Regions from separate parts of the Homo sapiens genome. Here regions 2 and 3 are each linked to region 1. Evidence: read pairs that join two places in POLR2A ChIA-PET (ENCODE). Cell type or tissue: PC-9. All regions are shown on one strand.

The links. ChIA-PET counts read pairs that join two places held together with the same protein. Peaks named below come from ENCODE experiments on the same cell type or tissue, not always from the same donor. Only the 100,000 strongest peaks of a DNase experiment are listed, where the experiment ranks them.
Region 2: POLR2A ChIA-PET joins it to region 1 with 23 read pairs; 1 of 35 experiments calls an interaction of 5 or more read pairs at or near these places.
Region 3: POLR2A ChIA-PET joins it to region 1 with 6 read pairs; 1 of 35 experiments calls an interaction of 5 or more read pairs at or near these places.

Annotation. Positions count from the first base shown.
Region 1 is chr14:103,158,532-103,163,531 of GRCh38, reverse strand. No RefSeq gene overlaps it. Among named protein-coding and RNA genes, the nearest start is that of LINC00605, 28 kb to the left of the region's middle. In PC-9, no CTCF peak of the experiment used is centred here; DNase peaks (open chromatin) are centred at 2,401 and 4,601; H3K27ac peaks cover 4,508 bases.
Region 2 is chr14:103,344,884-103,349,883 of GRCh38, reverse strand. It overlaps EIF5 (eukaryotic translation initiation factor 5), which reads right to left. Exons shown (of 12, transcript NM_001969.5): 12 at 4,859-5,000. Among named protein-coding and RNA genes, the nearest start is that of SNORA28, 9.5 kb to the right of the region's middle. In PC-9, no CTCF peak of the experiment used is centred here; no DNase peak of the experiment used is centred here; H3K27ac peaks cover 907 bases.
Region 3 is chr14:102,653,184-102,658,183 of GRCh38, reverse strand. All of the region lies in intron 2 of RCOR1 (REST corepressor 1), which reads right to left. Among named protein-coding and RNA genes, the nearest start is that of RCOR1, 63 kb to the right of the region's middle. RefSeq lists an enhancer at 4,417-4,916. In PC-9, no CTCF peak of the experiment used is centred here; a DNase peak (open chromatin) is centred at 2,823; H3K27ac peaks cover 1,663 bases.

The DNA.
Region 1 (5,000 bases):
AGGAATGCATGTTCTTACTTTGGGCTATAATTCCAGGCTTGAGGGTGAGGCCCTCACTGGGGACTCACCCTCTTCTGCCCAGAATTTCCCCGCCTCCTGTCCCTATCATGATTATGTTCAAGTACAAGGTGGGGCTTCTGTCCAAACACCAAGGACGGAAGCCAGGACAAAGAGGGGCCAGAGACAACAGAAACACACCCACCGGGCCACAGAATTAGTCTCCATTCTGCTGGACTGGACTCTGTGCCCCGGTACTTCTATTCTGTATCCCGAGTCTCACTTCAGATCTTTCTTGCAGTTCATGTGTCCAAAATTCACTGTGTCCAAAATTATGTTCTACGTGTCCAGAAGTATTTGATTTCAGTGATGATACTTTTTTGTTTTTAAAAGTCTTATTTAGTTATTTCCCATCTTTCTAGTATTTTAATAGAATTTAAACATGACAAATGAAACATAGTATTTTGTCCTTTAAATATTAACTTTGTGTATCTATCAAGTCATCCTGTAGTTGGAAATTTCAGACGTCCCCAGTCCATTTTTTTGTCTAAAGGCAGTCACTCAGGTGTCTGTGCCCTCTCCGATCTATAACATGGCTCATGGGTTCCCCTTCACTGGAGCTGTGCCCAAGGGCATCCTGGCAGCCTGTCTACACTGAAGATACATTGCTCCATAGACTTCACCCTTTGTGTGAAGCTCCTGGGGAACTTCTTACTGCTTTAAAATGTAGGAGATTTTTGGTTGTTTGTTTTAGAAAACAAACAAATTGAAAAGATAGCTTGTTATACTGATAGAAGCAGTAGACAGCCAAATGCCTAGGCCGATAAGGAAAGGTCCTCAGAGACCCTCCGACCCGTCCAGGTCACTGTGCACAGGGGGCTCACCTAAACATGCCCTCAGTGAAAAATTCCATCCCTTCACACATGCGCAGTAAGGGAAATAAATCAATGTGGTGTGGCTCAGACTAACGGCTCACATGCGCACTGGAAGAAAGGGATGGAGCCTTCAGGAATCCATGCCCTATGCTGGGAAGGAGACTGGCCTCTTCAGCTTGTGCATGGTGGCCTGGTATTCAATCTGTGAGGTAGGAGCTGGCTGGTGGGACCCCTCTCTCTGCTGAAAGTTCCCCTTTTGCTTAATAAATTCCACTCTCTTCACCCTTCAATATGTCCATGTGCCTAATTTTTCCTGGTCGTGAGACAAGAACCTGGATTTAGCTGAACTAAGGAGCAAAATATCCTACATCAATACTATTGAAAAGATAGTTTGTTATACTCACAGGTACCAAGAGCAGGGGCCATGCCACAGAGGGGCCACACAGGGAAGTACCAGGATCTGTCAGGAGGCAGAGAGGGCAGAAAAACATGGGCAAGAGCCTTTATCAGGGTTTCTGCAGGAAGGAACACGTGAGGCAGGATGAATGGTTTAAGACTGCCACGCATGAATAAAATAATTTCACGGGCTCTGGCACATAGGGACTGCCCCTAGATGTCTGGTACCTGGTTCTAGGGTGCTCAGGACAGGTGGAGACGGGCCCAGAGTGTTAGAGCCAGTAGAGGAGGTGGCTGGGTAGGAGCTCTGGTTTGGTGGCTGCCGTATGGTGGCGTGCGTGTAGGCTGGTCCTTTACTCTCTAGGAACGGGCTAATCAAGACCCCAGATGTAAAGCATCATGTGCAGAAGCTAGAAACAGGGTCATCTCGGCTACCCACACCTCCCTGTCAGAGTCTTAGCTTGCAGTTCCTAAAACTGCACATGGGGTGAGTTTGAGCTGCATGCTGACATGAAGACTGGCCTTGGCTTCCAAGTTACAGAGACTTTTCTCTTTCCAGAGATCAAACCAAGACAAGCTTCATCCTTGACACTTTTTGAAAGAAAAAGGAATTTTTCCCTCTTAATCCACCAGTTCCACTGTGAGTAGAGCCCTTCACAATTACGGGCTTCATTCAGGGGTGTCAGTGCTAACCTTTCACAGAACAAGGCCTGGTTCCCCATCCTAATATGGCCGTTGAAATGGAAGTGTCTTGGTTACCTGGCCTAGCAAATCTCCCCAGGGCCACTGTAGCATCTGTGTCAGCTTAGTGCCTGCTTTGCAGCTCCTTTTCATTTTTGGCCAATAGAGTTTTCCCTTGATTAGGCTCTCAGCCATGAATGAAAGGACGTTTGGTATTTCCTCCAAAATTTCCTAGCATGCACTGCGGGAGGTTTTGTAGGGAACCAAACCCATCTCACTTTTGGACAGGACAGTGGCATTTGTTTTGCAATAACTGCTTCTACCCTGTGTTCAGAGTGGCAGACAGAGGACTCCGAGGGTGGACGTCACAGTGGCTGTGACCCTGGCTGTCTGGCTTTCCTCTCTGCAATGCCAGCAGATTCTATGGCTCACTTTCCACAGGTCCTGAGCCTGAGAAACCTCAGGAATGCAGGTAGAGCCATTACCCTCTGTAAGAATGACACAGCCCAGCTAGGATGGGGTCATTGCAGGGACAGCCTCCTCCCCAGGGAGCTGGGAGCACAGGTTTCAGTGCTGGAGAACTCACGGGTCAGAGTCTTTGCCTCCACTGGAACTGGAGAAGTGAGCAGGAATGCAGGCAGGAGGCTGTCAGGGTGCAGGCAGGAGGCTATTGAGGTGCAGGCTGTGGGGGGTGCAGGCAGGAGGCTGTGGGGGGGTGCAGGCAGGAAGCTGTGGGGGGGTGCAGGCAGGAGGCTGTGGGGGGGTGCAGGCAGGAAGCTGTGGGGGGGTGCAGGCAGGAAGCTGTGGGGGGGTGCAGGCAGGAGGCTGTTGGGGTGCAGGCTGTGGGGGGTGCAGGCAGGAGGCTGTCGGGAGTGCAGGCAGAAGGTTGTAGGGGTGCAGGCAGGAGGCTGTTGAGGTGCAGGCTGTCGGGGTGCAGGCTGTGGGGATGCAGGCTGTGGGGTCCTGTCTCATGGCCCAGTCAGTGACTCGTCCTCCTGGGTCTCTGGGCTTCGCGCCTGATTGATCATCGGAATCACTGCAGGCAGGGACGGGGTGTTGAAAACTCGGGTCTTTATTCAACATCCCCATTATTCTGATTTGCTGGGGCTGGGGCTAGGGCTGCGCCAGCATCTGGGCCCTGGAGGAGACCCCTTGGGGGTTTCTGCAGCACAACCCAGCACTGGGATCCCCTGCTCCTGTGGGGAGAACACGGCGGATTTTCAGTGGCCAGGAGGGAACGCAAAAGTGGATGGACTCTTGCTCTAAATTGTCATTTCGGCTCTCCCAGACTCCTGGCAGCCAAGGAGAAGGAAGAGATCCTGACTTCGTGTTGAGTGAGGCTTTGTAACTGTCCCGACATGCACACACCTCATATCATGTGCCAGGTGGGGGAATTCAGCGGCAGAGAACTCTTGCATTTCTCTCCTTAAATGCCTGTTCTTCGCAGACCTGTGAAAACTTAGAAATAGTTAAAAACAGGCCGGGCGCAGTGGCTCACACCTGTAATCCCAGCCCTTTGGGAGGCCAAGGCGGGTAGATCACTTGAGGTCTTGAATTCAAGACCAGCCCAGCCAGCATGAAAAAACCCTGTCTCTACTAAAAATTCAAAAATTAGCCAAGCTTGGTGGTGGGTGCCTGTAATCCCAGCTACTCGGGAGGCTGACGCAGGAGAATCTCTTAAACCCGGGAGGTGGAGGTTGCAGGGAGCTGAGATCGTGCCACTGCACTCCAGCCTGGGCGACAGAGCAAGACTCTGTCTAAAAAAGAAAAAAAAGAAAGAAAGAAATAGTTAAAAACAAAACGGTTCACTGTCTTATCTTCCTGTTGCAACAGAAGTCACTGGTAATCTCTGACAGTTCAGTTAAACAGACTCAATTCAGATTTTAAGACAGTCTCTCACAGTTTTAAACCACATAAGATGTCAACGAAAAGAGTCAAACTCGGTGAAAGATTCGAAGAGATTTATTCTGAACCAAATATAAGTGACCATGGCCCATGACCCAGCCCTTGTGCCCAAGGGGACCAGGGCGTAGCCTCCGTTTTATACATTTCAGGAGACCTGAGACATCAATCAGATTCATGTAAGAAATACGTTGGTTCAGCCTAGAAAGGCGGGACGACTTCAAGTGGGGGACTTCCAAGTTATAGGTAGACTTAATTTAAAATTTTTCTGATGGCAATTGGTTGAAAGAGTTATTATCGGCCAGGTGTGGTGGCTCATGCCTGTAATCCTAGCACTTTGGGAGGCTGAGGCAGGCAGATCACGTGAGGTCAGGAATTCAAGACCAGGCTGGCCAACATGGCAAAACCCTGTCTCTACTAAAAATACAAAAATTAGCTGGGTGTGGTGGTGGGCGCCTGTAATCCCAGCTACCTGGGAGGCTGAGGCGGGAGAATCACTTGAATCCGAGAGGCGGAGGCTGCAGTGAGCTGAGATTGAGCCACTGCACTCCAGCCTGGGTGACAGTGAGACTCCATCTCAAAAAAAAAAAACGAGTTATTATCAATAGAAAGGAATGTCTGGGTTATGATAAGGGGTTGTGGAGACAAAGCTTTTATCCTGCAGATGAAGCCTCCAGGTAGCAGGCTTCAGAGAGAATAGCTTGTAAATACTTCTTATCAGGCTTAAGGTCTGTGTTGATCTTAAACACTGGTTGGCTTTTCCAGAACTCACAAAGGGAGGAGGGCATCGTGAGGCATGTCCCACCCTGCTTCCTGGCATGGTCTGAACCAGTTTTTCAGGTTAGCTTTGGAGTGCCCTGGCTGAGAGGTGGGGTCCATTCTGATGGATGGGGAGCCTCAGAATTGTATTTTTGGTTTACAAAGAGGACTTCTGATTCTGGTCAAAATGGGACAAGGACCAGGTTTACCCTCTGCTCTGAAACAACTGAAAAACCTGAGGCTGGGCGTGGCTCACATCTCTAATCCTAGCACTTTGAGGGGCCAAGTTGGCACATCACTTGAGGCCAGGAGTTCAAGACCAGCCTGGCCAACACGGCAAAACCCCATCTCTACATTAGCAGAGCACGGTGGTGTGCTCCTGTAGTCCCA
Region 2 (5,000 bases), 190 kb before region 1:
CTGGGACCCATGCTGACACCACAGCTGCCATCTTGAGAGACACTGGTTGCCATGGCCACTCTGAGAATCTTAGACATGTAATGAAATACATAATTTCATATTTTATATATTTTAATTGAAATATCTGTATATACAATATATATCTTGTATATCTATTTTATCTATTTTTTTTTTGAGACAGGGTCTTACTCTGTCCCCCAGGCTCAAGTGCAGTGGCATGATCATGGTTCACTGTAGCCTCAACTTCCCAGGCTTAAGCGAGTTCCCCATCTCAGCCTCCTGAGTAGCTATGACTACAGACATGTGCCACCACATACTGCTAGTTTTTTGTACTTTGTTTTATTTTTTGAGACAGAGTTTTGCTCTTGTCGCCCAGACTGGAGTGCAATGGCCGATCTCGGCTCACTGTAACCTCTGTCTCCTGGGTTCAAGCGATTCTCCTGCCTCAGCCTCCCGAGTAGCTGGGATTACAGATGCCTGCCACCACACCTAGCTAATGTTTGTATTTTTAGTACAGACAGGATTTCACCATGTTGGCCAGGCTGGTCTCGAACTCCTGACCTCAGGTGATCCAGCCACCTGGGCCTCCCAAAGTGCGGGATTACAGACATAAGCCACCGTGCCCGGCCTAAGGTAAAATTTACATGCAATGAAATGAACAAATTTGGGACAAATGCATATACCCATACACCTATGTAACCCAAACTTCTATCAAGATATAAAACATTGCTGTCACCGTGGAAGGTTCCCCTGTGCCCTTTCCCATCAATCCCCACCCCACACCATCCACAGAAGCAATCACTGTCTTGATTTCTTCACCACAGATCAGTGTAGCCTGTTTTAGAACTTCATATAAATGGAACTGTACATACGTATTCTTCTTTGTTAAGGCTTCTTTCATTTAGTACATTTTTGAGATTCATAACTTTTGTTGTGCACATTAGTAATTCATTCCTTTTTATTGTTAATATCCAATTTTGAGCATATGGTACAGTTTGTTTATCCATTCTCCTGTTAATAGGTCCTTGTGATGTTTACAGTTTGGGATTATTATGAAAAAAAGCTGCAATAGCCATTCTCATAAGTGTTTTCAGGAACGCTTGCTTTCATATTTATTTATTTATGTATTTCTTGCATCAAAGTCTCGATCTTTCACCAGGCTGGAGTGCAGTGGCACGACCTCAGCTCACTGCAAGCTCCGCCTCCTGGGTTCAAGTGATTCACCTGCCGCAGCCTCTCGAGTAGCTGGGACTACAGGCGTGTGCCACATGCCCAGCTAATTTTTGTATTTTTAGTAGCGACAGGGTTTCACCATGTTGGCCAGGATGGTCTGGATCTATTGACCTCGTGATCCACCTCCCTCAGCCTCCCAAAGTGCTGAGATTAGAGGCGTGAGCCACAGCGCCTGGCCTCATTTCTATTAAGTGTGGAGTTCTCTAGGAGTGGAATTGTGGGTTTAGAAGGCAGGTGTATGTTCAGTTTTTGTAAGAAATTGTTAGAACTTTTCCTAAAGTGTTGGTATCATATTACATACCAACCCACAGTATGTAAGAGTTCCAGTGGCCCCACTTCCTCACCATCTATTTGGTGTTGTCAAGTTTCAAATTTCAGCTGTTCTGGTGGGTGTGTAGTGGTATTTCACTACGGCTCTTTTGTAAACTTTTGCTTTATATATTTTGAGAGTATTTCATCGGTGCATTCAGTGATAGAACTGTTATTTCTTTTTTTTTTTTTTTGAGACAGAGTCTTGCTCTGTCGCCCTGGCCGGAGTGCAGTGGTGCGATCTCAGCTTACTGCAACCTCTGCTTCCTGGGGTTCAAGCAATTCTCCTGCCTCAGCCTACTGAGTAGCTGGGATTACAGGCACTCACCTCCACGCCTGGCTAATTTTTGTATTTTTTAGTAGTGGCCAGGCTGGTCTCGAACTCCTGACCTCAGGTGACCCACCCGCCTTGGCCTCCCAAAGTGCTTAGATTACAGGCGTGAGCCACCGTGCCCAGTCAGAACTTTTATTTCTGATGTGTTGAATTGTTCATCACATTGTGCTGATCCTCTTTATTCCTAATGACTTTTCTTGGTTTGTCAACAAAATAAACAGAGAGAGGCTCTCTCAAAGAAAAAGGTATCTGCGAACAGGGCATTGCAATGGGAATATGCATGTCATAGTGAGCTATGTGTGTACTTTAGGAAGGTAAAGGGAGAGAATAGCTTTTAAAGGAAAAGTGAGGAGGATTACATAATTGTTTTGAGATAATCAGCCTTGGCCATGAAGGTCAATAACAAGGCCGACGCCGGTCCAAGGTTGGACAGGCAGTTGCTGGGTAGATGTCCTTGTAGAAGTATTATTTGTGGAAGGTTGTGACGGCCTTTGTGCAGGTTGTGGTTTTTGCAGTCTTTTGTGATCGTTGACAGTCGTGATAGGACAAACAAGCATGAGAATGCTCTCTTCACAGCCTCACCTGGCTCTATTTCTCAGGGTTTTTTTTTGTTTGGTGTTTGCCTTTTAAAATACAAATGACTCCATTCTCATTCTGACAGCCTTCACGTTTCCGCCTCTGGTCAGCATCTCTCTCTGAAAGCATCGCTGGTCAGTCATCCTGTGGCTGGGTCTTGATTGTCCCTTGATACCAGGGTGGATCTGTCCTGGCTGCCAGTCTTGTCCCACACTGCAGGGAGTGATTGGGGACTAGGAGCCAGTGTCAAAACCTTCTAGCCACCTGTGAACAACGAGGGAGGTTCGAAGGGAGTGGCTGTCAGCTAAGTCTACTTAGAGTCCATTATTGAGTTCAATTTTGTCTGTTCCATAGTTTTTTTGCAATCATTTCAAAGCGCCAGGCCAGCATTATTCTGTTAGGAGTTGTACTTCTGTAAAATTTCTTTTTTTGAGACAGGGTCTTGCTCTGACACCCAGGCTGGACTGCGGTGGTACGATCATAGCTCTCTGCAACCTTGAACTCTTGGGCTCAAGGGATCCTCCTACCTTAGCCTCTTGAGTAGCTGGGACTACAGGTGCAGGCCACTGTGCCTGGCTAAATTTTTCAGTTTTTTTTGTAGAGACAGGGTATCACTTTGTTGCCCAGGCTGGTCTCAAACTCCTGGTCTCAAGTGATCCTCCTACCTCAGCCTCCCAAAGTGTTGGGATTACAGGCGTGAGCCACTGTGCCCGACCAGAATATCTTTTTTATCCTGTGAGAGAATGTCAGGAGTTTGGATTGGTGTTTTAGATGGTGGCAACTGCCCTAGTGGCTTTTAATTAGACATCCTGAGCCCACTATTTAAAACGTGGAAGGTGTTTAGAAAAAAACCCAGGGAAACGAGTGAAACCAAATCACAGGACACCAAGAGATGAGTGTTCACAAAATTTTAACCCAGGCATGCAGATCAAATTACACGCTCAGACCAAAAGTGAATTCACCAGAAATGACATGCCTCACAGATAGAATGTGAATTCAATAGAAACCAGAATACTCAAGCTAGAGACCTCTGTCTTTATACCAGAAAGGACTTACCAGAAAAGTCAGTCTTTTATCATCTCAGGAGGGATGTAAGGTTCTTTATTAAGGTGGCCTTATAACCAAACCTGATCTTGAATATCAAAAAGCCTCTACCAAAAAAAAAAAAAAAAGAAAAGAAAAAAAAATAGGCCAGGCACAGTGGCTCACGCCTGTAATCCCACCACTTTGGGAGGCCAAGGCGGGCAGATCACGAGGTCAGGAGATCGAGACCATCCTGGCTAACATGGTGAAACCCCGTGTCTACTAAAAATACAAAAAATTAGCCGGATGTGGCAGCGTGCGCCTGTCGTCCCAGCTACTCTGGAGGCTGAGGCAGGAGAACGGGGTGAATCCAGGAGACGGAGCTTGCAGTGAGCCGGGATTGCGCCACTGCACTCCAGCCTGGGCTACAGAGCAAGACTCCGTCTCAAAAAAAAAAAAAAGGAAAAAAAGAAAAAAGAAAAGAAAAACAAAGCCTCCACCAAAAACAGGGAGGGCTGGCCTGAGAGAAGACTCACCAGGGACAAAAATTTGAGCCATGGAAGCCTACAGCGCAAAGGGCTCATGCATACTGGCCAAAAAAGAGTATTTTTTTCTGATAGTCATCTTTCTTTAGGTCCCATTTCTGACCCCATTTATGTCAATTAAATGAGAGAGACGAGCTCTCTAAAAGAAAGATATGTATTCAGGAATAGGGCATTGCAATGGGAATACACGTCATTGTGAGCTGTGTGTGTACTTTAGGGAGGTAAAGGGAGAGAATTTTTTTTTTTTTTTTGAGATGGAGTCTCACTCTGTCGCCCAGGCTGGAGCACAGTAGCACGATCTCGGCTCACTGCAACATCCACCTCCCAGGTTCAAGCGATTCTCCTGCCTCAGCCGAGTAGCTGGGATTACAGGCATGCACCACCCCACCTGGCTAAGTTTTTGTATTTTTAGTAGAGATGAGGTTTCGCCACATTGGTCAGGCTGGTCTCAAACTCCCAACCTCAGGTGATCCACCCTCCTCGGCCTCCCAAAGTGCTGTTATTACAGGCGTGAGCCACCACGCGTGGCCGAGAATGGTTTTTAAAGGATAAATGAAGATTACATAACTGTTTTGAGATTACCACCTGTGGCTACAAAGATCCATAACAAGGGCGATGCAAGTCCACAGCTGGACAGGCTGTTGCTGGGTAGATGTCCTTGAAGTATTTTTTGCATAAGGCTGTGATGCTTTTTGTGCAAGGCTGTGGTTTTTGCAATCTTTTGTGATAATTTCGTTATTGGGCATACCAGCATGAGACCCTTCACCATCGCAAGACTGCAAACCCTACTCTATTTGTTCGGGTTGTTTTTTTGTTTCTTGAACACAAGTGACTCCGCTTTGATTGACAACTTTCACACTTTATTAAAATCTACTTTTTTCTGAGATTCAAAGAGCTACATTTTTGGTTAGTGTATGTCTACTATACCTTTTTTCATCCTTTCAACATCTTTTGTCACATTTTAGGTGATGCTCTTGTAA
Region 3 (5,000 bases), 510 kb after region 1:
CACCAATATGGTGAAACCCCGTCTCCACTAAAAATACAAAAATTAGCTGGGTGTGGCGGTGGGCATCTGTAATCCCAATTACTTGGGAGGCTGAGGCAGGAGAATCACCTGAACCTGGGAGGCAGAGGTTACAGTGAGCCGAGATCATGCCACTGCACTCCAGCCTGGGCAACAGAGCAAGACTCTGTCTCAAAATAAATAAATAAAAATTAATTAAATTAAATTAAAAAGAACACCCCTCATAAAGAAAACTCTTTCACTTGTTTCAGAGAGGCAATATAATGGGAAACTGGCCTGTTCCAAGTTTGCCCTTAATTCAATCTTCTTTTTTTTTTTTTTTTTTTTTGAGACGGAGTCTCACTCTGTCGCCCAGGCTGGAGTGCAATGGAGTGATCTAGGCTCACTGCAACCTCCGCCTCTGGGGTTCAAGTGATTCTCTCACCTCTGTCTCCCCAGTAGCTGGGATTACAGGCACGCACCACCAAGTCCGGCTAATTTTTGTATTTTTACTACAGACAGGGTTTCACCATGTTAGCCAGGCTGGTCTCGAACTCCTGACCTCAAGTGATCTGCCCGCCTTGGCCTCCCAAAGTGCTGAGATTACAGGTGTGATCCACTGCACCCAGTCAGTCAATCATCAGATCTTGAGAGTAAACATGTAAAATGATATTTAAAATTCCACTAGATTAATAAACCAAAATCTCTAATATCAAAAAGGATGAGTAAGACTTCTGTGTTATATTAGTCTTAACTTAAGCAACAAAAACATCATCAGAAAAGTTAAGAAATTAGCTCCAAGAAGAAGTAAATCGGTCTTAAATTAGGATTAAAACATGGGTTTAAATGAACCAGTATGCCATTACTCCTTGAACATGAGGACATATCGCCTAAAAGGACTCACCAAAAGCATACATACAGGTGGGAAATCCTAAATCTATGCACTGACACTAAGCACACATCCATATCCAGCACCGTGAGGCACAACACTTTGCAAAGATATCCTCAAAAATATTTTTCACGAGTTTCTACCCTATGTGTTTTGGGTTTACATAGTCAACCTAAATTATATAAGGAAAAAAAAAAAAGATTAGGCTTTAGAAGATGTTTCTAGCCAGGTGCAGTGATTCACGCTTATAATCCCAGCACTTTGGGAGGCTGATGCGGGTGGATCACATGAGGTCAGGAGTTCGCGACCATCCTGGCCAACATGGTGAAACCCCTCTCTACTAAAAATACAAAAATGAGCCATGCATGGTGGTGTATGCCTGAAATCCCACCTGCTTGGGAGGCTGAGGCAAGAGAATCACCTGAACCTGGAAGGCGGAGGTTGCAGTGAGCTGAGATTGCGCGACTGCACTACACCCTGGGCGACAGAGTGAGACCTGATCTCAAAAAAAAAAAGAAAAGAAAAGAAACCTTTTCTGAGCAGGTGCTGTGGGAGTAATCCCAGCACTTTGGGAGGCTGAGGTGGGTAGATCGCTTGAGTCAGAAGTTCAAGACCAGCCTGGCCAACATGGTAAAACCCCATCTCTACTAAAAATACAAAAAATCAGCCAGGTATATGGTGGCAAGCCTGCAGTCCCAGTTACCTAGGAGGCTGGAACAGGAGAATTGCTTGAACCCAGGAGGCAGAGGTTGCAGTGATGGCACCACTGCACTCCAGCCTGGGTGACAGAGTGAGACTCCATCTCAAAACAAACAAATAAACAAAAAAACAGAAACATTTTCTTAAAAATGTCTCAGCTTGGCGGGACACCGTGGCTCACACCTATAATCCCAATACTCAGGGAGGCTGAGCAGGCGGATCGCTTGAGGTCAGGAGTTTGAGACCAGCCTGGCCTACATGGTGAAACCCTACCTCTACTGAAATACAAAAATTAGCTGAGTGTGGTGGCACATGCCTATAATCCTAGCTACTCAGGAGGCTGAGGCAGGAGAATCGCTTGAACCCGGGAGGTGGAGGTTGCAGTGAGCCTAGATCACACCACTGCACTCCAGTCTGGGCGACACAGCGAGACTCTGTCTCCAAAAAAAAAATAAAAAAAATAAAAAAATCTCAGCAAAGTGATTTCAAAGAATGAAAAGAATCTGTTTCCACTCAAATAAATGGGTACATCAAGAAACATTACAACTTACACAAGCTTAATCTTAATTTTGGAATCCACTGCATTAGTTGGTTCATAGGTTTATTTCACGTGTGTGTGTGTGTGTGTGTGTGTGTGTGTGTGTGTGACAAAAAGTCTCACTCTGTTGCCCAGGCTGGAGTGCAGTGGCGCGATCTCGACTGACCGCAACCTCCACCTCCCAGGTTCAAGGAATTCTCTTGCCTCAGCCTCCTGAGTAGCTGGGATTACAGACGCCTGTGACCACACCCGGCTAATTTTTGTATTTTTAGTAGAGACGGGGTTTCACCATGTTGGCCAGGCTGGTCTTTAACTCCTGACCTCAGGCAATTCGCTCGCCTCAGCCTCCCAAAGTGCTAGGATTACAGGTATGAGCCACTATGCTCAGCCTTCTCCTTCATTTTTTTGTTTCATACATACAACCAGTGGGAGATAGGGGACAGACAAGCTAGAAGGAAATATTTATTGATCACCTATTATGTGCCAGACACTTTCACAAATATGAGCTTGTAATCTTCGCAACTTTCTGAACTATTAATAGATACCTAAAGCAGTGCTTAAAAATTAAGACTATAAAAAACATAGGAAAATACTGTGATAAAGCAAAAACAAAAGCAAATTATAAAACATGCCATAGTTAAGGTATTGAGAGGAAGGAATGTCAATGAGCTTCACAAAGGGAAAAATGCCCATGAGTCATTCAGCTTCCTGCCATTCTAAAGTAAAGTACAACAGGTCAGATATTCTCCAGTATTTAAACAGAATCCTTGTAGAAAATAAATCAGAAAACTGCCTCCAGGAAGGGAAAATGGAAGGCCAGGAATGCCTAAGAAATGTACTTCTCTTGTGCATAACCCTTTTGCATCTTTTAATTTTGTACCATATGCCTGTATTGCCTATCCAAATATTCAACAAAATTTAGCTTAAAAAAAAAAAAAAAAAAAAAAAAAGGTTGTCCGCGGTGGTGAATGCCAGAGACCCCAGCACTTTGGGAGGCTGAGGAGGGAGGATGGCTTGAGGCCAGGAGTTTGAGACCACCCTGGGCAACATGGCAAGACCTTATCTCTACAAAAAATGTTTTTAAAGTGAGCCAGGCTAGTGTCACCTACCTCCAGTCCCAGCTACTTGGGAGACTGAGACAGGAGGATCCTTTAAGCCCAGGAGACTGACACTGCAGCAAGCCTTGATCATGTCACTGCACTCCAGCCTAGGTGACGAAGAGATCTTGTCTCAAAAAAAAAGGAAAAGAACAGGAAAAAAAAAAAAAAAAAAAACTCAACCACAGGGAAAGAGGTGTGGCCAAGATACCAATTCTATATTTTTTTTCTTTTTTTAAAAATTTTTTTCTTTATTTTCTTGTAGAGACAGGTTCTCACTATCTTGCCCAGGCTGGTCTCAAACTCAGGCTCAAGTGATCCTCCCCATCTTCGCCTCTCAAAGTGCTGGTATTACAGGTGTCAGCTAGTGCGCCTGGCCTCATTAATTCTAAATTACAAAGATCAGACTTAATCATATTCCCTCTGCAGAGAACTGTGGTTCCAACAAACACACTACTCCCTAGGCCACCCACATCATGAAAAGGTGTGTGTCATCGGAAACCCACAGCCATTATGCGGCATTACTCAAATACTAAATGACAAGCTCAAATTAGAACTACATCTTGTCTTTTACCTACTCTTCATTTTTACCCAAGTGCCTGGCTCAAAATGGAAACTGTATTTTACATGATGGCTATTGTATTAGTCTGTTCTCACACTGCTATAAAAAAATACCTGGCCGGGCGCAATGGCTCAGACCTGTAATCCCGACACTTTGGGAGGCTGAGGCGGGCAGATCACCTGAGGTCAGGAGTTCGAAACCATCCTGGCTAACACGGTGAAACCCTGTCTCTACTAAAAATACAAAAAATTAGCCAGGCGTGGTGGCAGGCACCTGTAGTCCCAGCTACTCGGGAGGCTGAGGCAGGAGAATGGCGTGAACCCGGGAGGCAGAGCTTGCAGTGAGTGGAGATCGCACCACTGCACTCCGGCCTGGGCGACAGAGCCAGACTCCGTCTCAAAAAAAAAAAAAAAAAAAAGAAAGAAAGAAAGAAAGAAAGAAAGAAAGAAAGAAAGAAAGAAAGAAAGAAAGAAAGAAAGAAGGAAATACCTGAGATGAGACTAGGTAATTTATAAAGAGAAGAGGTTTCAATGGCTCAAGGTTCTGCAGGCTGTACAGGAAGCATGATGCTGGCATCTGCTCAGCTTCTAGGGAGGCCTCAGTAAACTTATAATCATGGTGGAAGGCAAAGGGAAAGCAAGCACATATAACATGGCCAGAGGAGGAGCAAGAGAGACAAGAGGGAGGTGCTACACACTTTTAGACGACCCGATCGCCCGAGAGCTCACTCACTATCATGAAAATAGCACCAAGGGGGATATCCACCCCCATGATCCAATCATGGGCCCCCACCTCCAACACTGGGGATGACAATTCGACACAAGATTTGGCTGGGGACACAGATTCAAACCACAACTATCAGCTATAAACATCTAACACAAGCCTTTTAGGAACTACTAAAGAATAACACTATAGGCTGCACGTGGTGGCTCATGCCTGTAATCCCAACGCTTTGGGAAGCCGAGGCCAGCCTGGACAACGTGGCAAAACCCTGTCTCTACCAAAAATAGAAAAAATTAGCTGGGCACGGTAGCGAGTGCCTGTGGTCCCAGCTACTCAGGAGGCTGAGGTGGGAGGATCGATTGAGCCCAGGAGGCGGAGGCTCCAGTGAGGCAAGATTGCACCACTACACTCCAGCCTGGGTGAAAGTAAGACAAGTCTCAATTAAAAAATAATAATAGGCTGGGTGCAGTAGCTCACGCCTGTAATCCCAGCACT